3 separate regions of the Homo sapiens genome follow, and regions 1 and 2 are each linked to region 3. The links are chromatin loops, found by intact Hi-C in ENCODE. Cell type or tissue: natural killer cell. All regions are shown on one strand. Region 1 overlaps SESN1 (sestrin 1). Region 2 overlaps ARMC2 (armadillo repeat containing 2). Region 3 overlaps ARMC2 (armadillo repeat containing 2).

Region 1 (8,000 bases), 160 kb after region 3:
GCAACATAGGGAGACCTCATCTTTACAAATAATTTAAAAATTAGCGAGGCATGGTAGCGTACACCTTTCCCAGCTACTTGGGAGGCTGAGACAGGAGGATAACCTGTGCCTAGGAGGTTGAGGCTGCTGTGAGCCATAATCGTGCCACTGCACTCCAGCCTGGGTGACAGAGCAAGACTTTGTCTTGGAAAAACAACAACAACAAAAAGCAATTTTCTGGGCTACTCCTAATCTCCTAGAAGATGCATCATTAACTCTACGAACAGGCAATACAGGCAAATTAAAAGTAGTCACTGTCATCAAATGCCCTGGTAGTGGCAGAAAATGGACAGTAGGCTAACCCAAGTTCCATTTCCAACTTCCTTCTGCCTGTCTCTACTACAGAGGCTATGAAAGTTAAACATTTGACTTCCCAGCCTCCCTTGAGAAGCTATGTTACACAGTTATCACCAATGAGATACAAACAGAAGTCTGCTAGCACTGTCTCTTTCCTTTCCTTCTCACTGTGTAGTACATATTTGTGATGTGTAGGAGGCAGCTTACAAGATGGCTCCCAGTGATGCCTCCCTCCTGAAGGGACTACATCCTGTATAGTCCCTTCCCATACTGTATCAGGGTTCTGTGACCACAGAATATGGCAGGAGTGATAGCTCACTTCCAAGATTAGGTTATAAAAGACATTGCAACTTCCATCTTGTTCTTATCTCCATCTGTCCTCTCCCTCCCCTGACACACACACTCTAGACCCTCCCCACTCTCCCAGATCATTTGCTCTGAGAGAAGTCCACTGCCATGCCTTGAACCCTGTAGAGAGATCCCTATGGTAAGGAACTGAATTCTCCTGCTGACAGTCATGTGAGTTAGTTTAGAAAGGAGATCTCCAGCTCAAACAAGCCTTCAGAGGACTGCAGCTCCAGCTGGTATCTTGACTGCAACCTCATAAGGGACCCTGAGCCAGAACCTCCCAGCTAAGCCATTCCTGAATTTTCAACCCTCAGAAACTATGTGAGATAATTAATATTTATTGTTTTAATCTGATATGTTTTAGGGTAATTTTGTTACACAACAATAGATGCCAGAAATATAGTGATTGATACGTGAAGGTACAACAGACTTTTTACAACCTTGATACAAATCACATTCTAAGGATGGCAGAGGGCTTTTATTAATGTAGTTGAACATCACACCGGCTCTGGACTGCCTAATTAAGACTTCTTGTGGAGGCAGACCCCTATCTGTTTATACTACATAGTAGGGTTTTTTTGTTATTTGCAGCCAAACACATTCCAGACTGACATACTCAACAATTCCCAAAATTCAATTACTGTTTCTAAAGAAAGGTTCCTCTTATTCAAGGATCTACCTCTGCTCAGAAGTTCATACTTCTCTTATCTTCTGGAACCCAGTTGTTCATTTAATGATCCAGAAAAAATATTCAGGCTGTCCTGCAGGAACTCCTAGTATTTAAAGGCAGTGGCAAGGATTATCCCCTTCATTCAGCAAGCAATTACAATACTTTCAGTAGAATGCCTACTTCTTAAAACATGTCTCCCTTTGACATACTAAAAACTTCATTCAGCTACACCCCAAAACACAAAGAATTCAGAAATGTATTCTAAGCTGCTGGATCATATAATCCATAGGAAAATGAGTTTCTCTTGATGATAACCTGCTTTATCATATGAATTCCAGGAACATGTTTCAGCCCAAGAGAAGGAACTGGCTGTCTCTAGATGAGGTTCAATCATGTAACACATAATGATGTTTCAGTCAATGATGTACTGCATATACAACAGGGTCCCCTAATATTGTACAGTAACTTTTTTTTTTTTACTATACCTTTCCTATGTTTAGATATATTAATTAATTAATTAATTAACTTTTTGAGGCAGGGCCTCGCTCTGTTGCCTAGGCTGGAGTGGAGTGGTACGATCACGGCTCACCGCAGCCTTGACCTCCTGAGTTCAAGTGATCCTCCCACCTCAGCCTCCCAAGTAGCTGGACCTACAGGCACACACCACCACACAGGACTAATTTTTGTATTTTTGTAGAGATGGGGTTTTACCATGTTGCCCAGGCTTAGATATATTTAGATATACAAATAATTACCATTGTGTTACAACTGCCAGTGTGTACTCAGTATAGTAACATGCTATACAGGTTTGTAGCCTAGGAACACTAGGTTATACCATATAGCCTACGTGTGCAGTAGGCTATACCATCTAGGTTTGTGTAAGTACACTCTGTGATGTTTGCCCAAGGACAAAATTGCCTGATGACATTTCTCAGAACATATGTCCATCATTAGGTGATGCGTGACTGTACAGATCCCACATTGTCCTCCTAACTGCTTATCTCTCTCTAGATGCCAAAAGATGCCAAACATTGTAACACGTAACAGAAGGAAAGTTTCATTTGGCACAGAAGTAAAAGTAATTCAGATCTAGTGACCTTCTTTTGTTTTTTCTTTCCAAGTGTACAATTGCTGAGAGATAGAAGCAATGCAGCCCCAGAAGAGGAAGAAAAATGACAGGAAATCCCGATCCACACTTGACCAAAATCATCAAACAATCTAGGCAACTGGTTTTCACTCGTATGATAGTTTTTTAAGTTGTCAGCAATTCTTGGCAAATACAAGAATAGAAAATAACTTCAGTAAAACTCTGAGCTAAAAGGCTTAATATTCTCATAGGTGTCTTGCCCTTATAAAGGGTGGGTGGGTAGGGGGGTACCTAAAGAAAGGAAATTTAGTCAGAGAATAAACCTTCTGCTGTAAGAGAAAACATAATCCAAAATATCAAGTATACTATATTTGAGGAAACACCAAATTTAAAACGAAGTTTTTCAAAATTTATGTAACTCCATATATATCACTTCATACACACACACACACACACACATAATTTACAGATAACTTCTTAACATTTAACCAACCTGAGGAAGCTATTTCTTAAAATTTAATTTTAAGAGAAATTCATTTTAACTTTGAGATGTAAAAAACAGTCTAAGATCTTTGAAGCTAGCCAGAGTACATTCCTGGATTCTAATAGTACTGCTTAATCATAGCCAAGCAGACACAAAATGGTGTTTCATAAAAGTGTGATAGTTGCTACTGCAACGATCAGTAGGTGTGCTTTTAATGTTTATTCAGTTGCATATTTTCAGAACTAACATGACATGGATTGCTAAAGCCTGGAACAGCTCCTTGATTTCGAAACATGGTCACTTCCATAATGGCTATATATAAAAAAGCAGAATAAGAGGGCAAAATTTTGTTTGTATTTTTATTTTTAAAATATGGAACGCTTTACAAATTTGCATGTCATTCTTGTGCAGGGGCATGCTAATTTTCTCTGTATCATTCCAACTTTGGCATATGTGCTGCTGAAGCAAGCACAAGGCGGGCAAAATTTGAAATGCTAGTTCCCATCCCACAGAGACCCACACAGTACTCCTTACATCATACTTAGAGAAGGTGTCATATTCATGCATATTTTTGCTTTTGATCTGTGAAATTAATTTAGGGATAAATTCAGTTCTACTTTTTATTTTTCCTTTGCTGCCCCTACCGGCCCTTCCAATAACTTACAATAACATATTGTTTTAAAAAGTTACTTATGATAATATTCCCGAGACTTTTCTGCAATTTGACGATTTCTTCCACTCACAGGAAGACAGGCCTAGACTATAACAATGAAAGTGAACTCCACCAGAGGCAAAACAATGTGACTAAACACAGGGACTTCCCCTTTGCTACACCATGGTATTCTTTGACCTACTTTAGTTTTCTACAAATCATCCCTTTAGTTCTCAGCCTGAAAGCACCAAAGCTAGGCCTCTGTTAATCACACATTAATAAACAATAACAAACAACAAAAAAGACAAACACATGTGTACACACACGTACACACACACACACACACATTTATATTAAGGAGTAAACAATCTAATCTGTGGAAAAAGCCACACCACTAAATAAAACATTAACAAAGGATAATTTGTTGAGTTTTTTTTCTAGAATAGATTCTAAAAAATTTAAAAGGAGAATTTTTAGATAAGTATTTTAAGAAATGTAATAGCTTTTAAAATTAGTGTCTTGTGTATGTATTCCTGATCCACAGATCCCATCTTTTGCTTAAAGCACCTGTTTATAAAACTTTACAATTTCTAATTGGGAGTGGCAAGAGAGATCTGACATGCTTGATTTGACCTGCCAAGCCTTTTTTCCTTTGGGAGAATATTCATCTGCCTTTTCTATTGATTAGTTCAGTACTGTGCAGTTTTATGAAGATTCTAGAAAAGTGTTAGGTGAAAATAAACAGCAATGACAGTGAACTAATCTATTTTAGAGGGAAAATTCCTCAAAGGCAAAGACAATTCCCTCCCTCATTTACCTTTTTAGGTCAGAAAAAGTAGGCCATCAATAACTATAATTAGTGCAGCATCTGTAGGATGCTCGATTCTACTTTAACTACATAGAATAATTTAATCTCACTGAAATTATAATTAAATGAGATCAGTACTTAATATGTCATGGAGCTATTAGTAAGCCTCAGAAAACTTGTTACTGGAATGTAGCAATTGTTCTCCACAAGACGAATGACCAAGGGAATCAGGAATAATGACATAATCTTCCTTCTCTCTGTGTTAAATTTATGCCAGGCAACTTTCAATGTCTCCAGGAAAAGTATCCACTGCTCTTTCTATTCTCCCCTCTGAATCCTTGCATCAGGACAGACCAATTTCAAATCAAATACATTTAAATGGTTAAATCAATACATGTATATGAACCCTGATTTAATTTATGATTAAATTGCTACTCAGAAAGGTAACAATTTCTTTAAAAATGCATTTTACTTTTTGAAATATCTCACACATATTATTCATAACTCAGTTGTATATCTGACTTTAAAATGTACATAATCTAAAATTAAAGCAACAATAAGTTACTCTTAATTTTATATTTCCCTTAGGAAAAAAGAACAATGTACTAATATACATATCTGTGAAACCACATCTGATTCCATGTATTAAACCTAAATAATAGACAGGCATGCGATCTAAGAAAAAAACAGCCTTGACCAAAAAATTTTTTTCAACAAATTTAATGTTTAGAAATTTTCTATTTGTGTATAACATGTAAAATAAAAATTTTAAATTTTGAACACTTTCAGTTATAATTTAAAAATGTACCATGTATTTTAAACAAAAATTAAAGGGGATGTATCAGAATTAATTCTACCTAAATATTTTGGGATATGCAATAAACTTGATCTTCATCTTCCTCTTTTAAATTAATTAACCTGCTGGGTGAGGTGGCTCATACCTGTTATCCCAGCACTCTGGGAGATGGAAGTGGGTGGACTGCTTGAGGTCAGGAGTTCGCGACCAGCCTGGGCAACATGGTGAAACCCTGTCTCTACTAAAAATACAAAAATTAGCCAGGCATGGTAGCACACACCTGTAGTCTTAGCTCCTCAGGAGGCTGAGGTGGGAAGATGGCTTGAGCCCAGGAGGCAGAGGTTGCAGTGAACTGAGAGCGCACCACTGCACTCCAGCCTGGGCAACAGAGCGAGATCCTGTCTCAAAAAAAAAATTAATTAATCTAACAAATATTTATTTAGTTTTTACTATGTGCCTAATGAGTGATGAAAAAATAAATGATGAGAAAACCCTGATATGGTCTCTACCCACATTAAACCTCACTTTAGTGGAGGACAGAAATTAATCCAAGAATTATCTAAACGTGATAAAAGATGGTGCTCTGAGGAATAATGAGAGAGAATGGATCAAGTTAGGGAAGCCCTAGAAGGCTTTCTTTTTAAGAGACAGGGTCTTACTCTGTCACCCAGATTGGAGTGCAGTGGTACAGTCACGGCTCACTGCAGCCTTGAACTCCTAGTCTCAAGCCATCCTCCTGCCTCAGCCTCCCAGGTAGCTGGGACTACAGGCATGAGCCACCATGCCCAGCCTGGAAGGCATTCTTGAGGAAGTCAGAATTGAGAGAAATCCGAAAAATGAACAAGGGGAGTTTATTAGGTGAATAAGAGAGCAGAGGCAAAGCTCTGTCCAGGTAGAGGAGAAAGCATGTCAAAGGCTTTTGAGCAAAAGTAAGCAGTAAGCAAAGAGGGCCTGTGAGTCTGAGGCGCACAGAGCGAGGAAGAGCACATTGCAAGATGAGGCTGCCAAGGTCAGCAGCCACACCATGGAGGGCCTTGCAGGGAGGCTGACTATTCAATTTGGCTTACTCCTGTTGACTTGGTGTAATCCCTTCTCTCACAGTGTCCCAGTTTGGATGATAAATTATGTGAGGCCATGTAAAAACATTTATCTTTAACGAAAACACTATGAGAAGTCATATATAAAAATTTTAAGATGGTGTGTGCGTGTGAAAGAGAGAGACACAGAAATAGCTGTATTAAAACATGAATTCATACACAGTAGTCCCCTGGTATCTGTGGGGTACACATTCCAAGACCCCCATAAATGTGTGAAACCACAGGTAGTACTGAACCCCCTATGTACTATGTTTTCTCTTATACATACATAGCTATGATAAAGTTTAATTTAGAAATTAGGCCCAGTAAGAAATTAAAAACACTAAGTAACAATAAAATAGAATAATTATAGTAATATACTATAATAAAGATTATGTGAATGTGGTCTCTCTCTCTCTCAAAATACCTCATTATACTGTACTGTTGGTAAGTGAAAGTGAGGAAAGTGAAACCATAGATAAGGTGGGACTGCTGTATGAAGGTAAATATACAACTGCATCTGCAAAGTTTGAAACACACTTCATAGTTGGTCTCAGGGAGAACGAGATGTCTGAAAGTATACCAAACGAATGGGTTATAGAGCCTTCCTGCAGAGAGAAACAGCCCTTGGTCACTGCCCTGTCTGAGTCCCAGGAGTCACCCTGTAGAGGTCGGGCAGGCTTCTGGCCTGAGAGGGGAGCATGAATATGTCTGTCAGCCAGGGTAGAGACACACCTCTATATTAGATAGAAGAGGAGAGGGAAACTGCCAACATAGGCTCAGGTATAACTGTTTGAAGAGAAATAAGTAGGAGGGTGGGGTGGTGGGAGGGAGCACACGAGAAAAGAGAGGAAGCCTGCCCTTGGGCAGGGGGTTGGGGGGAAGGCCAGTAGGCTGCATAGACCAATGACTTGCCCCAAATTTTCCATGAGCCATACCCAGTAGGCAACTCAATTACAGTGATGGGACCAGAGGGGATAGAGATGATGTGGAAATGTTCATGGAGACAGAGCAATCAAAATTTAGGGAACCACAGTTGGGGAACTGTCTGCTCATCCCAACTGAGAACTCACTATCTTGCCAGAAGATGAGTTTTGCCTAATCCTTGAATCCTGAGGTCTTCTCTGAGATTAATGCTGTGATTACTGCTGTTTCCCCTTTGCATTTTCCTATGTACCCTTGCTGATCCTTTTGCTTTTAAGCTTTTGATGATACTTTGATTCAGATACGTCTTGTGCTACCATCTTTTAATCTGATTGTCTTTCTACTCAATCTATAAATTCGTCACCAGGGGAGTTTTAACCATTTACATATAAAGCTATTCATTACATATTGTGAAGTTAACACATTTCAAAAGAAGAAAAATACCTTCTACAAGTTGTCTGGTACCCAAAAATGTCTGAAAATAGTTATCCTTTAAAAAAAAAAGAAAAAAGCCAAAAAAAAACTAAAAAAAAAATTAGATTTTCATTTATTTTACCCCAACTTGTAGCCTTTTACTTTACCCATATCAATGCTGCATTAAATAGAAAAAATAAAATTGAGCCATGTATACAATTTTGGATCTAAAGAACTGAAATTCATGACATGGAAATTAACAATGAACGGTAAAATCATCATGAAATAGTCTTAGAATCTTAGTAAACTAGTATTTAGCCTTGTCACTAAACTGGCTTGATTGATATCTGTCAACTTCTAGAATTTCCCCCACTGCCCCCTTTTTTTCCTACAGGCCATATGATC
Region 2 (8,000 bases), 70 kb after region 3:
CATGTTTATACCCTTTGTATGTCTCAAATATTTTTGTATGTCTCAAATATTAGTATACTTTGACTCTTTGTATGTCTCAAATATTTCATGTAACAATAATTTTAAAAACATAACTCTCCATGTTCGTAATGGAAAATTTCAATAATACAGATACAAAAAGCAGCAGCAGCAAACCATGCCCCATCCTCTCACTACCTGCAGATAACTGCACATTTTGCTGGGCACTATTTAGCCTCTTAAGAGCACATATGTACGTGATGTTGCCTCTGTCAAGCTTACTGCCCAACCCAGTTAACAGGGCCGGGGCTAGAACAGGGCAGCCCCTCTCAGGTGCACGTACTGTGGGAGGAGGCAGAATGCACACTTTACTCACTCTTCCCCAACCCTTTGCTCAGCGTCTGCTGAGGGATGAGAAAACAGGACAAACAGTTCCCAGTTCCATTTCCTAGGAGTAAGGGAAAATGATTCTCCTGAGGCAGGAGCCTGTCCTGCCTTGAGATGTCCCTACACTGGAAGGCCTGCCTTGCCCCAGGTTGGTTTTTAGCAGTCTGAGTCTTACACATGGCCCTGGGAGACTTCAGGAATGATCCCACCAGGAGCCAACTCCCCTCTCCAGGACTGTGTATTTAAAGACAGACAGTTGCTGCTGGAGGTTTAGGAACACCCTTGAGAATAACTGGAAGTTAGATGAGTGTCACCTGTGCTCCCTCCTTTCCACCAGCTGGGACTCTTTCACTGCCGTGGAGAAGCAGCTGCTGCCTGGGTCAGGTTTTGCAGTATCTGTCGATTGGGGGAGCCAACTCTGGGAGTGGTGGGTATTGGGGAACCCACTGCTGTGTGATGGATAAAGCCTTAGGAAGAATGAGTTAAGTCCCTTAACAGGGGTTCTGGGTTTGCAAGCCACTCCCCGTTTCCCCATACCATCTGTAAAACAAGAGACAGCTGGGAATCCTGAACTTTTACTGGTCTGCATTTGCTCTCTTCCCTCGTAGTCCACAGGTTCATGATGGCGCTGCTGGATGCTCAGCATCAGGATATCTGCTTTTCTGCCTGTGGTGTTCTCCTCAATCTCACTGTGGATAAAGACAAGCGTGTCATCTTGAAAGAAGGAGGTGGCATTAAAAAGTAAGTTTCAGGGCGTAGAGTACTGACTCTCTCAGGATTTGAAGGACATCATTTTCTTGGGAGCTTTGGCCCTTTCATCATTCCTGTGGGGCAAAGGTATTTCAACATTGGGAAGCCCCTAAGCTGAGGCTAAAGAGGGGGTTTAGATTCCACTGGATACTTAAAATAGTGCAGAAGTAGGCCAGGTGTGGTGGCTCGCACCTGTAATCCCAGCATTTTGGGAGGCCGAGGTGGGCAGATCACTTGAGGCCAGGAGTTCGAGAGCAGCCTGGCCAACATGGTGAAACCCTGTCTCTACTAAAAAGACAAAAATTAGCCAGGCGTTGTGGCACACGCCTGTAATCCCAGCTATTCAGGAGGCTGAGGCAGGAGAATCGCTTGAATCCGGGATACAGAGGTTGCAGTGAGTGGAGGTTGCGGTGAGCCGAGATCGCGCGACTGCACTTCAGCCTGGGCAACAGAGTGAGACTCTGTCTCAAAAAAAAAAAGGTGTAGAAGTAGATTATTGCTACTTTATAACCACTTAAATTTATAGATAAGGAATTATTTTAAGTGATCACTGGATTATACTTACATATCACAGAAGGATAATCATTATGCTAACAATATTAAAATTAAAGACAGATTCTGACCTAATAACTTCTCAATTTGAATTTTATTAACTCAGGTTAGTGGACTGTTTAAGAGATTTGGGTCCTACTGATTGGCAGCTGGCCTGCTTGGTTTGTAAAACTTTATGGAACTTCAGTGAAAACATCACTAATGCTTCGTCATGTTTTGGAAATGAAGACACCAACACACTCTTACTCTTGCTCTCATCATTTTTAGGTAAGACTCTTGACTATGATGAGTCTGTGAGTTTTATCAGAGTGTGAGATAGTTTTTTTCTGTGACCTGTTCGGATAAATATTAGTATGCATTTAGGTGACTATATTTCTATAAGCAACAAGAGTATGTTAAAGATTACTATAATTTGGAACTGAAAAGGCTGAATGCTATTTACAGTGGGGACAGAAGGACTTTCAACTCATTAGATACATTCATGATTTCTTCTATGGCTTTTTTTTTTTTTTTTTGCATTTTCTCTAGAGTGCATAAATATAAGACCTCAGCGTAAATGTACTTCTGTTGTTCAAAAGCAAATAGACACTATTGTAATTGAGAAAATACGGCTAAAATCTACTCAAGTCATGCTTTTAAATGAAGCTATACATTTTAATTAGCTACGTTAATTATCATGTGGGTGAGGGCCTGTGAGACTATTTGGCATTACAATGGAGTTTATATCCTTGAAAGGTAGGAAATCACTGATACAAATCAAAGGAAAGAAGATTGTTTCTTTCTTTTCTTGGGACAGGGTCTTGCTCTGTCATCCAGGATGGAATACAGTGGTGCGATCACTGCTCACTGCAGCTCTAAACTCCTGGGCTCAAGTGATCCTCCTGCCTCTGTCTCTCAAGTAGCTGGGACTACAGACACGCACCACCATGCCCAGATAATTAAAAAAAAATTTTTTTTTTTGTAGCGATGAGGTCTTGCTATGTTACCCAGGCTGGTGTCAACCTCCTGGGCTCAAGCGATCCTCCCACCTCAGCCTCCCAAAGTGCTGGGATTACTGGTGTGAACCACCTTGCCTGGCCAGGATCATTTTTTACATTTAAAAAATTTTTATAATTTTAGGATAATTTTTTTCTTCCTGGGTTAATTCTAAAAACAATGATTTGGGTCAGTAAGTGAGTGTTTTTAATAATCCTTTTTCCCAAATAGAGGAGATGTACCCATCACTGCCCAGCCACCATACTAGATCCAGGAGGCCATGTGGAAAGGCTCAAGGTCACTTGGAAGCCATAGGTGCTGAGTTTTTAAATTTTGAGCTCAACTTCTCTGCAACCTGAGAAAGCTTAACAGACACCTTTCCTTTACACTCCTTCACTAACCAGAGCAGAGGCTCCCAATCCTGGCTGCAGAGCAGACTCACCCGTGGAACTTTTAAAAACACAGATTATCAGCCGTTCCGAAATGATATTTTATCATCTCCAAGATGAGGATAATTAATGTCCAGATTGCAGGGTGATAAATGAGCAGATGTGTACAAAGAGCCTAACACAGTGCCTGCTGCATAGCAAGTCCTCAGAAGGTGGCTGACGTGCTCTGGAAACTCTTTAAGTGTTGTAACACCGTGCTACTAAACAGAAACTGGAACTCAGGAGTTGTTTGAAATAATTGGGTTTGCTAGGTTGATGTGAAATTTGGTTTTTCCAGGTAAATATAATTTTGTACATGTGTTTTAAAACACAATAAGGAAAAAAAAGTGAGCATTTTTTTTTAATCATTGAGGTTCACAGTCGGCTCCATGAGCATTAAACTGACTCAGGTTGCAGGGAGCAGAAGTGCATGTTCAGGTTGCCTTAATTCAGTTCTCGATGGTGGTAGAGCATTGAAATCAGCTGTGGAGTTAAAACCCAAAAAAACTAAAAACACCTTCCTGGCCCCAGCCCTAGGAATTCTGATTCAGAAGCTCTGGGATGAGGCTGAGAATCTGTGTTCAAAGTTCCACAGGTGAGTCTATTAGCTAAGATTGAGAGCCCCTGCTCTCGTTAGCAAAGGAGCTTAAGGGAAGAGTGTACAGAGAAGAAAGAAGCCAGGAAACAAGATACTGCTCAAAGCCTCCCAGAGAGGCAGGCAGGAGCCAGAGTCCCAAGTGACCCCTCAGCCGTGGGCGTCATGAGCTCCGCCCCCTGGGCTCTGCCATTCTGGAGACCCAGCTGTGTTGTGTCTGCTGTTAGGGAAAGAATTCTCTCCCCACTTACTCTCTCTAGGCTCCTTCTAGATCATGGCTTCAGCTACCTCCAGGCTTCCACTTGCTGCCCTCCCTGTGTCTGTCTGTTGCCAGGGCACTTTCCTATGTCACCCACTCCAGGAGAAGATATGATTGGCTCAGTGAGTCACTGTCCTATGGCCCAGGGCTTTCCCGCATAGGCAGCAGCTACCGGGTGACAGGCTATCTGTGGTTTCCTTTGTTACCCAAGCCTGGGGCAATCAGCCATAAATAACAAGGATGGTGGGGCTGCGGGGCCGGGGCCGTGTGGCATAAAGATGGATCAGAAGGAGGTGTGGGCATGGCTGGCTTCTCAGCAGGGGCAGTGTACCTGGAAGGCACTTCATTTTAGTGGGCCCTGCTGCCTGTTACAGTCACCCCTTGGTATCTGGGGGGATTGGTTTCAGGGCCTGCCTCAGATACCAACACAGATGCCCAAGTGCCTGATATAAAATGACATAGAATTGGCATTTCACCTACACACATCTTCCTGCACACGTTAAACCATCTCTAGACTACTTATAATACCTACAGTGTGAACGCTATGTAAATGGTTGTCGTGCTGTGATTTTTATTTGTATTCTTTTTATTGTTGTTGTTTCAAATATTCTGTCTGTGGTTGGTTGAACCTGTGGATACGTGGCCCGTGGATGCGAAGGGCTGACTGCGCTCCATTCCCAACTTTTCCATAGCCTAACTGGGCTTCTGATTGTGCTTCTCCCGCCTCTGTGCCTTTGCACATGTTCTGTTTCATTTCCTGCCTGCCCATCCCAATCTGCCTAGCCAGGTGCAGGCCCTTCCCACGTAGCTTCTCAAGCCCACAGTCGTAGGCTAGTCATAGGAAATCTATACTTCTTATATAGCAATCAGTCATGAATTGTGTAACTTGTCCTGTAATTATCCTGTATTATTATTTTGTGAGTTTTATCTTATTTCCCCTTTGCAACTGAACCACCTTAGGAAAAGGATATTGCCTCATACAAAGAAGGTACTTGATAGCTGCATGTGGATTGGCTAACAATGGTGGTACCTTTGTTTCAATAGTGCTATATCCTTTTAAAAGCATGTTTATTCTATTTTTGAAAGATCTGAGGCCATCAGCTAGGTGACAGATACGGAAAGTAGGTTTTAGGACAGTTAAGTGGCTTGCCTGAAGTCATACTGTAGCAAAGGCAGGAATTCCCATCCGAAAACAAACAACTAGCCTTGTGTTTTCCAGCCGCTCCGTTACCTAGAACACCCTTACTCCACTGCACCTTGTGCAGGGGGACTGTGGCATGGATAACAGCAAATAAACACAGCTCACTCAGGAAGCCAAGCCACTGCAATGCATCCCAGGTTTCTCACGTGAGCTCCTCTTCACGAACCATGGGGACTGTGCCTTGTGGGCTGGGTGGTGGGCTGTGCTGCCTCCTGGCTTTTCTCTTGGCAATGAGCACTCAGACCCTGACTTCTGACCGGGTCGTGGCTGGGTCTGGGCAGTGGGACTGCTGCGAGTGAAATGGGCATGTGGGTGAGAGTATACTTGCATTTCAATTCTTTTACAAAGATAGCTAAAACAAACAAACAAACAAAAACAGGCCATTTTGGAAACAGGATGAGCTGTTGAATTACCAAGGCCTGTGTTGAAGTATGAACACTGTTTTTGCAAATACTGGTATGGCAATTTCTATAGTAATGTAAGTTACCTAACTTTTTCTTGCTGAGTGACTAGAAAAAAAGGAGAAGTAATATACCCTCAACATCGTTGGAATGTTGACAGTCTTTCTGGAAAGTGGCTTTAAAAGAACGTGGTCTGAAACTTCCCATTATACTGCAGTCATGTCTTATGAGCTCATAAGCAGCGTGTTGATGCTGAAGTTCTTAGTGGTGTGCTGAGCACTCCAGACTACCATGAGCCCCTCTGTGGGGAGCTGGCACCTGATGACCATGTGTGTAGTTTATTGTTGCAAATGGGAAGTACACTAGGCTGTTGTATGTTCATCCTAAGTTTTGTGGCAGTGGGCACTTAGGTTTTGTGACAAGGGTAGAGCGGGGCCCCACGTTCAAGTTGGAGGATCACATCAACCTATGTTGAAGAGCTTTCAGGTGCTTCTAGAACATTCGACAACTTTGCCTTATAAGAGAATGGTCAGGGCGATGATAAATCCCTTAAACAGCCATCTGCTGCTGAACAGCTAGCTAGGAAATAGTGTAGTGAGTAAAGGAAGCTTTTATAGATGCTGCAGGACACAAACTTCTAATGATGATTGTGTTGTAATGACCATTGATACATATTTATATTTTAGGGTCTTTTAATTCTTTCTAATACTTTGCCCCAAATTTTAGTATTTGGAAGCATGCTGTGCCTAAAGAAAGCTTAAGAATGATTGGTTACCTAAATAAGCACTTTTCACACTGCAGGTCAGGAAAACAATTTAGTTGGTTGTGACCAGCATCTTTAAAAAATGAAGTAGCAAAGAAAGAAAATATCAGAATGTATTATATTTAGTAAAGACAAGTATTATAATGTGAAACATTTGTTTATTCATATATAAGTAGGTATATGTATACAGAGTCATGATGCAAAATACTGTGAAGCACAGTTTCTAACTTATGATGATTCAAATCTTAAAAAGAATTAATCAAAGGCTGAGTGCAATGGCTCATGCCTGTAATCCCAGCACTTTGGGAGGACGAGGTGGGAGAATCACTTGAGGCTAGGAGTTTGAGACCAGCTTGGGCAACGTAGTGAGACCCATCTCTACTAAAAGTGAAAAAATTAGCTGGGTGTGTGTGTTTTGTAGTCTTAGCCACTCAGGAAACTGAGGTGGGAGAATCACTTGAGCCCAGGAATTCAAGGCTACAGTGAGCTATGATTGCACCACTGCATTCCAGCCTGGGTGACAGAATGAGACTCTGTCTCTTAAAAAAAAAAATTGAATCATAGATCTAAATTTTTACTCAATCAGCCTCTGCTACTCTTTGCAGTACAAGTTCCAAAATTTAATACCCCATGTGATATGGCACTTTTAATGTATGTTGCTGTGTTTACTTTGAAACTTTAGACCTCATTTCTCTTACCTGTAGCTGTTTGGCTATTCTTGTTATCTTGTCTAACCCAATTTAGAATTAATATGGTTTGAGGGTGGATTAACTATAGGCTGGGCCTCAAGACAAGTAACATGGTCTTGACATTAGATTTTAAAAAGCCACTCACCCAACAGAGATTTTGCTAAAACCACTAAATCTAACCAAAGCCCTAGGAGAAAGAAGGGACTATGACATGCCCAGGCCACACTGCTCAGCCGCCAGCAGCTTGGGAAAGAAGGGCTTCTGCAACAGAATGCATTTTCTTTCTTTCTTTTCTTTTTCTTCTCTTTTCTTTTTTTTTTTTTTTTTTTTTGAGACAGAGTCTCTCACTGTCGCCCAGGCTGGAGTGCAATGGCACGATCATGGCTCACTGCACTCTCTGCCTCCTGGGTTCAAGTGATTCTCCTGCCTCAGCCTCCCAAGTAGCTGGGACTACAGGAGCCCGCCACATGCCTGGCTAATTTTTTGTATTTTTAGTAGAGATGGGGTTTCATCATGTTGGCCAGGTTGATCTTGAACTCCTGACCTCAGGTGATCCACCTGCCTCAGCCTCCCAAAGTGATGGGATTATAGGCGTGAGCCACCGTACCCAGAATTTATTTTCTATACAACAGAATTCATTTTCTATACAACAGAATTTTATTTTTATACAGCAGAATTCACTTTTCAACAAAATTTAATGTTCAGAAAATCTGGAAAACAGTGAGCAGGAAGATGGCCTAGAAATGTGAAATCACTGGCTGGGCGCTGTGGCTCACACCTGTAATCCCAGCACTTTGGGAGGCCAAGGTGGGTGGATCACCTGAGGTCAGGAGTTCGAGACCAGCCTGGGCAACATGGCAAAACCCCATCTCTACTAAAAACACAAAAAATTAGCCTGGTCTGGTGGCACATGCCTGTAGTCCCAGCTACTTGGGAGGCTGAGGCACAAGGATCACTTGAATCTGGGACATGAAGGTTGCAGTGAGCCGAGATCACACCATTG
Region 3 (8,000 bases):
AGATCACGCCATTGCACTCCAGCCTGGGCAACAAGAGTGAAACTCCATCTCAAAAAAAAAAAAAAAAAAGGTGGGGGGAACATGTTAATGAAGTAAAAAATGGTATTTGGAGAAGCTAATCTTCAGGGCGGTAGGAAAGGCCAAGGGCTAAGCTGCAACATGGCATAGTCACTGGGGGGCTCACTACACAGGAAGGAGAAGCCACGGGCACATACAGATGTTCACAGGGACTATCACATGTATAAGCCTTCTTTGTGAGTTTTTTGGAGCAACTATTATATTTGATGGACAAAAAGAAATTTTGATATAAAACTTGCACTCTTCTTTTCCTGGTGTTTTTTTACCTTGGAATTTTGTGCACATATTTAAAAGTAAGTACTTCTAAGTGTCAGCTCTGGCTAAAGAGAAGCTGTATCCTTCAGAGATGTTCTCTACATTAAATAAAACTTTTTAAAAACCTGAGCATGTAATCCTGCTGTTGGCCAGCCACTGCTCTTTTATTTGGAATACAAAATATTTATCATCTGGGGACTGTCCAAATTTATTTTCAGTTTTTTAATGTTTAAAATATTTCTAAAAATAAATATTGTCAGAGAATATTAATTTAATTTTAAAAATGGAATCAGGGCACATTTTTATGTAGTGGAAAGAGAAGCAAATTTGTAAATTATGAGACCTAAGTTCCAAATCTGTCTTTACTGTGTGACCTTGGGCACATCTGGCCAGCTGGGACAGTTTCTTTATCTGCAGGGATCGGGGAAGGGAGGAAGAGAGAAAAAGAGACAGAGGTCTTTCCCAGCTCCCAAAGGCTAAGCTTTTGTAATCCAAGCATCCCAGAGTTCTTTCTTATTGTAACAGTGACCCCTTGTGGTATATATCCTTAACCAATTTTGTTTTGATTTGCAAAGTAAACTGGATTTTTTGTTCTTTCTAGTAACTGTATTTCATGTTGTTAGGCAAATATGACTTGTTTTAAAAAGATAAATCTTACCGGGAAATCAAAGGTAAATTAAAGCAGCATATAGAGGCCAGGGGTGGTGGCCCATGCCTGTAATCCCAGCACTTTGGGAGGCTGAGGCGGGCAGATCGCCTGAGGTCAGGAGTTTGAGAACAGCCTGGCCAACATGGCGAAACCCCCGTCTCTACTAAAAATACAAAAATTATCCGGGCATGGTGGCATGTGCCTGTAATCCCAGCTACTGGGGAGGCTCAGGCAGGTTGCAGTGAGCTGAGATCGCACCACTGCACTCTAGCCTGAGCAACAGGGCAAGACTTCGTCTCAAAAACACAAAAACAAAAACAAAAAAAACCCACATATAGAGCACCAAACCCCATCTTTTAAACAATTCTCGATGGTTTCTTCAGAAACTGTATATCGGCTGGACACAGTGGCTCACTCCTATAATACTAGCATTTTGGGAGGCTGAGGCAGGAGGATCACTTGAGACCAGGAATCACCAGCCTGGACAACATAGTGAGACCCTGTCTCTACAAAATATTTTTTAAAAATAACCAGGCATAGTGGCATGTGCCTGTAGTTCTGGCTACTCGGGAGCCTGGGGTGGGAGGCTCACTTGTGCCAAGGAGTTTGAGGCTGCAGTGAGCTATGATCACAGCACCACTGTTCTCTAGCCTGGATGACAGAGTGAGACCTATCTCAAAATAATAAATAAGAAACTGTATATAGCAGACTCTTGTCATTTACAAAATTAGAAGTGTTTTCATGTTTGCGCTGAGTGTTTTATGTATTCCTCCTAGGGACCAGGGGAAGAGACATGCGAGGGCCTCATCATGCCCCAGTAGCTCAGACCTGAGCAGGCTGCAAACCAAAGCAGGTGAGGGGTCCCCACACTCCTTCATCTACAGCATCTCCACTTGAAGGAAAGATGTTTGCACTGAAGATATCTATGTTGGCCACTGGAAACTTAAGGAAGTTTGTCCAATTTGGTCACAAATCAACATTTATTTTTATACATTTTTATTATATTCATACAATGTTACCATCTTACCACTACCCAACTCTGATGCCTCAAACATCTATAGATGACAGTCTTTTTTTTTTTTTTTTTTTTTTTTGAGATGGAGTCTTGCTCTGTCGCCCAGGCTGGAGTGCAGTGGTGCAATCTCGGCTCACTGCAAGCTCCACCTCCCAGGTTCATGCCATTCTCCTGCCTCAGCCTCCTGAGTAGCTGGGACTACAGGCGCCCGCCACCACGCCTGGCTAATTTTTTGTATTTTTAGTAGAGACGAGCTTTCATTGTTTTAGCCAGGATGGTCTCAATCTCCTGACCTCGTGATCCGCCTGCCTCAGCCTTCCAAAGTGCTGGGATTACAGGGGTGAGCCACCACGCCCGGCCTAGATGACAGTCTTAATGGTTTTATAGAAATCATTTTGTAAAAGCATTTGGAAAGTTGCAAAACTTGACATTAACATAGTTCTTGGGTTCAAAGCTTGAGTTCAAGGCATTGCTTGGCTGGGCATGGTGGCTCACGCCTGTAATCCCAGCACTTTGGGAGACTGAGGCAGGCGGATCACTTGAGGTCAGGAGTTCAAGACCAGCCTGGCCAACATCATGAAACCCCATCTCTACCAAAAAAAAATAATAATAATACAAAAATTAGCTACGCATGGTGGGAGGGAGTGGGGCACCTGTAATCCCAACTACTTGGGAGGCTGAGGCAGCAGAATCACTTGAACCCAGGAGATGGAGTTTGCAGTGAGTCTAGACCACGCCGCTGCACTCCAGCCTGGGCGACAGAGCGAGACTCATCTCAAAAAAAAAAAAAAAAAAAGATAATTGCTCACTTAAATGAAACTATATTAACTTTATTAAGACCGTCCTTTGGGCCTTTAAAGTGTTTGAGAAAATATATAACAATATAAACCACAGTCTAGAAATGATACAAAATGTATTCATGCAATAGAATATAGTTGTCACAAAAGTGAACTCATGGGCTTTTGTAATATTGTAATATTGAGTAAATTCAGTACAAACATAATATGAGATGAAACAAGTTGCAAAAGCAAAGACATATATTGTTTATGGATACACAGCCATGTGGTAAGCATGCGAAGTCAAGTGTAGTCATAGTAACCAGTGGATTTAGGATGGTGGTAACCCCTAGAGGGAGAGGAGGAGGGGAATGGATGCAGGGAGCCACATATCTGTAATGTTTCATTTCTTTAAAATAAGGGAAAGGATAAAAATATGGCAAAATGTTAATATCTGACCAAACTAGTGTGGGGTACACTGATGTCTGTTATATTCTTCATATATTTTTGTACCCATGAGATTTTACAATACTAAATAGTAGATTTTAAAAATTCTTATCTTCAAAATTTAGTTTTTTATCAATAAAATGACTTCTGTGTCATTGGGAATTTCTTTACTCAGGAAAATCTTAGATATACTAATTTCTGAGCCAGCATAGTTGCTAAGGATTTTACATTTACGTGCTAAAAACATCAGCCAATCCAAACATTGTGTCAGGTTTTTGTGTCCAGAACTCAAAGCTGTGGTTAACAACTATAACCACTGAGACAGCAAAATCTTCAAAAACATGCTGAAATTTTTGCTTGACTTACCCAATTTCCTGTTGAATCATAATGTTTATATTTAGCAAACTGTGAACCTAGATGAAAGTGCTTTCTAAAATATTAGATTGTTGCCCAAGATTGAAACAACCTTATTATTATTTGTGTGTTTGTGTGTATCTTAAAAAGCAATTATATGATTCCATGCTTCATTTTCTAGAGTAACTCAGGGATTGTGTATAAAATGGAGGCAGGAGGAGGCCCAGCGTGAATGAAGAGGTGGAAAGGCTGTAGCCAGACACAACTGTGCCCTTTGAAATTCCTGGGAGAGGGTTGGAAGGAAACCCTCATACCAGTGACTGAGTAACTTTGGTTCTGAGAAGAAGCAAATCTCAGAAACATTCAGAAGGGCCCGTAAGGGTTAAATAAATTGTTCTGTGATTTCTGATTCACCCCTATAATTCAGCTCTTTCTGGGGTGAATAAGTTATCCATTTTATTTGTCCTGAAAAACAGGTTGATAGTCATGGTTTCTCATAGAAGTTCTCTATTAAGCAGCATATTGCATAGGAGGTAAAAAATGCAGACTTGAACTTATTGGACTCAAAGTCTGGTTTCTAGTAAATTTAAGTGTGTTATAAATATGTATCAATTAAATAACTCGCCTGACTTATTTTCTGGCTTTCACTTACCTTGATAATGTTGATTTTATTTTATTTTTTATATACTTTGGACTTTGAATAGGTTAGTTATCCACAAATATGAGCAAGTATGTTTTTTGTATTACTTGAATATTCATGTTTACTTTTAGAATCCATATCCATAAATTATCAAAGTTAAGGCAGATTCATAAAAACAATGACCCAAAAGATTGAGATGGTAGTCTACAAACTATCTGTAGTTCCAGAATCCCTGAGCCTGATGGGAAGTCAGTTAGAGTCTTGGTTTTGTGAATATTCATATATTTTGCTACAGGGTGCTGCCGCAGAAGACCCTACAGGGGTGGTACGTAATATGCAATGTGTATACCATATTGACTTTCTAAAATCCATATGTTCCTGCATCCCACACCACATCTGATTCCAAAGGTTTTGGATAAGGGATTGTGAATCTGTACTGATGTGGACTAATTTGTCCTAAAGACAATTCAATTTAGTATCTGATGGTGAAGTCTTGCATTGGGTTAGATAGATTATCTGAAACCTTGCTATTAAGGCTATTTACTGCACTGCAAATGTTTAATAATAGCTTTGTTGACAACCTCTATTTACTTTTGCTGCTTAGGTGATCTTGGATGCCCTGTGTGGCTCAGCTGCTCTTGGCAGTGGGAAGGGTTGATAAAAGGCAAGCCTGGACTTGCTGCAACTGGGAGTGGCCATTTCTAGCATGTAGTATAATGGGAAGGCCTGTGTGTTGGGTGGGATAGGTAGATTGCACAGCGTCCCTGCTTCTCCTGGGTGACATCAGCACCATTTGATGGTTTGAGGATTCATGTCAGAATTCAAATACATCTCTGAATTCAAATGAATTCTTAAATATATGCCATTATGTGTTATCTATGGATTTCTCTGCTATTTTCACAGATAATCATCAAGGGACTTTATTGGATTTCTTGATGCAGAGAATTTTATTTTAATCCATATTAATATTAAAAAATATTAATATGGATATTTACTAAGGTATTACACACATTCAATATGTGTTGTATATATTTTTCTCTTCAAGAATAATAAGAATGCATTAGAGGCATTGGAAAATACAGAAGAGCGCATAAAAGAAATTAATAATCCTAATCCCAATATTTAGAGATAACCATTGTTACCCCATTTTACAGAAGAGAGGTAAAGCAATTTGCCCATAGTCAACGAGCTAGTAGGTGGCAGAGCTAGGATTCAAACCCAGATGGTGACTCCAAACCTGTGCTATTGATAGGCCCCCTGCTCAACTTGTCCTTTGTGCAAAGTAACCTGAAAATACATGGGCCATATACCCGTTTGCTCCTCTGTCTGTCTCTGTCTCTCTGTCTTTCTCTGTCTCTTCTCTCTCTCTCTCTTCCAACCTCTCACCTTCCGATCCTTCCTGATTTCTAACTCTTTGTGTGACATTTTTAGGGTCCAGGCATCTTCTGTGTGGACACTTAATTGGTACCAGGTCCACCCTGCCCCGAGAGGGCATGGACTCCCTGACTTGATGTAGACCAAGTGCCGGATAAAGGACTTAAGGGGTGGTCTTCAGAGAAGAGAGACTGAGGAATACATCTCAGGACTATTCAGTAATGCCTCAGCACAGCAAAGCCACCTCTAGCTACAGTCAGTGTTTTAGATCTTGAGATACTGCCTGTGTGAAATATAATCATAATTTGCAGTTTCTAATATGAGTTACATTTCCCCCCAGTGTTACCCTTTAGTCGGCTAGTTTGCTGCAAGTCAGCATAGCTTTGAGGTCAAATGCAGAGGCTGGGGAGTTATATGACCCCAGGCAGATAACTTAATACACCTGGGCTCCACTTTCTTCACTTGCAAAATGGAGACAGTTTGGGAACCTCCTCATAGTGTTACTGCAAAAATGAAATGGAGGCCTCCTGCATCTAGAGTACACAGTCAATGGTTGCTATTCCCTACAACCCATATTCACAGGCAGCATCTACTCTTGATGGCTTGGTAGTATCACACAGGCATGAGATACTGCAGGGGTGATAACATGTTTGTATACTTGTTTAATCAGGGAAATGAAATTAATTATATACTGTATATTGCTAAAGGCTTGGCACTGAGCTCAGAGCTTTACCTATACCATGTCTTTTAATTCTTATACCCTTGAAGGCAAATATTCTGTTTTGCTGATGAGGAAACAGAGACTCAGGAAGGATAAGAAACTGGACCCCATCACTCACCATGTCCATAGTGGAGTTGGGATTTGAATTGAGATTTGTCAGCCCCGAAGGCCCAGGCTTTTCTGCTACACCACACAAAATCACTTGGCATTAATGCTACTGGCCCCATGTTAGTGTAGACATTTTATTTCTATAGAAAATGTCCATTTTAGGTCTCCCTTTTAGAAAATTTTTCATTACACATTTTTAAAATCCTTATTCTTTATATATCTATAGTTACCTATTCTACATTACAGAGGGATAAGTTTAAGTAAAAATGTACTCAAAACTGTTTGCCTTACTGACAGTCATCAGTATTTACAAAGCTTACTACTTTATGAAGTGACCAGATCACATTTTAAAGTTCTGATTTTTTACATTATCCAGTCTGAGTTTAATTTGGGGTAATTTGATTAGAAGACCTGTAGTTCTAATGAGAAATAGTCAGGCTTGGAGAGCAAAGGGTAATTTAATTCTCTAGTTTATTAATTGTAGTGATGAATAGTAAAGGCTTTTGACCATGCTTCATGACAACTCCTTTTTCATAGCTTTTTCTCCTGCTCTGGATTTCTTTTGCAGTCCCAAAAGCTGACCTGCAAGAAGAGGACGCAGAAATAGAAGTAGACGAAGTCTTTTGGAATACAAGGATTGTACCGATTTTGCGTGAATTAGAAAAGGGTAAAACACAAACAAACAAACAAAAAACCGTTTTTGTTTTTTTTTTAAAAAATACCTGTAGTTATTTATGTGTTCCCCATTGCCCTGATATTTTTAGTAAGTTTTCACTATCATTTCTGTGAACATGTTCAAAAACAAATGAAGTCATCTATTTATTTACCCTGTGTGTGTTAAATATTACATGCACACATAATTTTTAGTAAGATTATGCTTTAAATGCACCAAGAGAGCCAATTTCTAAAACTTCCCTTTGTAATATAAATTAATTAGCATTTCCTCTGTCCAAGGAAATGCTGGTTTAACCTCTCTCAGGTGGCTCTTCATACTCAAGAAAGTAAAAGATTAAAACAGATTTCAGGCTTGGAAGCTGAGTCTCATAAACTGGCGTCCTTGACAGGTGTGCCCGTGGTTTCCTTGGTCCAACTGGTATCTGTCCTACTCTCTTGAAGGGAGCACATCCGTCAGGAATGCCACCCACAGCATGGGAAATGGCCTGGGATGTGTCCCACCCTTGCGCTCTGAACTGCCCCAGAAGTGAAGGCCCACCATCGATGGGTCCCTGCAAGGGTAGGGAAAGCGTGTCATGGGATGGCCCTCCACTTTCTCCCTCTTTGCAGCTAGCTCCTCAAGGATTCTCTTTCTGAAGTTAACCAGGCTCCTCTGGAGCAGTGGTCATAGCCCTAGGGAGAGCCCAGGGCCTGGCACACAGTGCACAGTAAGCCTTTGCTAGGAGTTGTTGATGAGCAAACCAGCTTGGTAGCCACAGGAAGATGCTCTAAGAGAAGCAGGGTAAATGAACCCTCCCCAGCAACCAAACAGAGATGTGCTGCAAAAGACCTGATTACTGAAAGGTTCAAATGACCTCACCCCTCCTCTGCTCCCCATTGGTGCTTGGCTGTGTTCATGGTTAATGTGG

Evidence for each region. Peaks named below come from ENCODE experiments on the same cell type or tissue, not always from the same donor. Only the 100,000 strongest peaks of a DNase experiment are listed, where the experiment ranks them.
Region 1: it touches region 3 in a loop (9-fold over the local background); 10 of 110 quality-filtered maps call a loop at or near these places.
Region 2: it touches region 3 in a loop (4-fold over the local background); 3 of 110 quality-filtered maps call a loop at or near these places.

Annotation. Positions count from the first base shown.
Region 1 is chr6:109,056,218-109,064,217 of GRCh38, forward strand. The region is part of intron 1 of SESN1 (sestrin 1); the gene reads right to left. It also overlaps the pseudogene RNU6-653P. Among named protein-coding and RNA genes, the nearest start is that of SESN1, 35 kb to the right of the region's middle. In natural killer cell, no CTCF peak of the experiment used is centred here; a DNase peak (open chromatin) is centred at 3,734; H3K27ac peaks cover 1,815 bases.
Region 2 is chr6:108,963,188-108,971,187 of GRCh38, forward strand. It overlaps ARMC2 (armadillo repeat containing 2), which reads left to right. Exons shown (of 18, transcript NM_032131.6): 16 at 993-1,125; 17 at 1,793-1,953. Among named protein-coding and RNA genes, the nearest start is that of ARMC2-AS1, 43 kb to the left of the region's middle. In natural killer cell, no CTCF peak of the experiment used is centred here; a DNase peak (open chromatin) is centred at 4,084; H3K27ac peaks cover 505 bases.
Region 3 is chr6:108,892,709-108,900,708 of GRCh38, forward strand. ARMC2 (armadillo repeat containing 2) reads left to right here. Exons shown (of 18, transcript NM_032131.6): 6 at 1,759-1,835; 7 at 6,986-7,084. Among named protein-coding and RNA genes, the nearest start is that of ARMC2-AS1, 27 kb to the right of the region's middle. RefSeq lists an enhancer at 4,278-5,477. In natural killer cell, a CTCF peak has its summit at 837 (motif pointing left); DNase peaks (open chromatin) are centred at 853, 3,103 and 3,523; H3K27ac peaks cover 1,359 bases.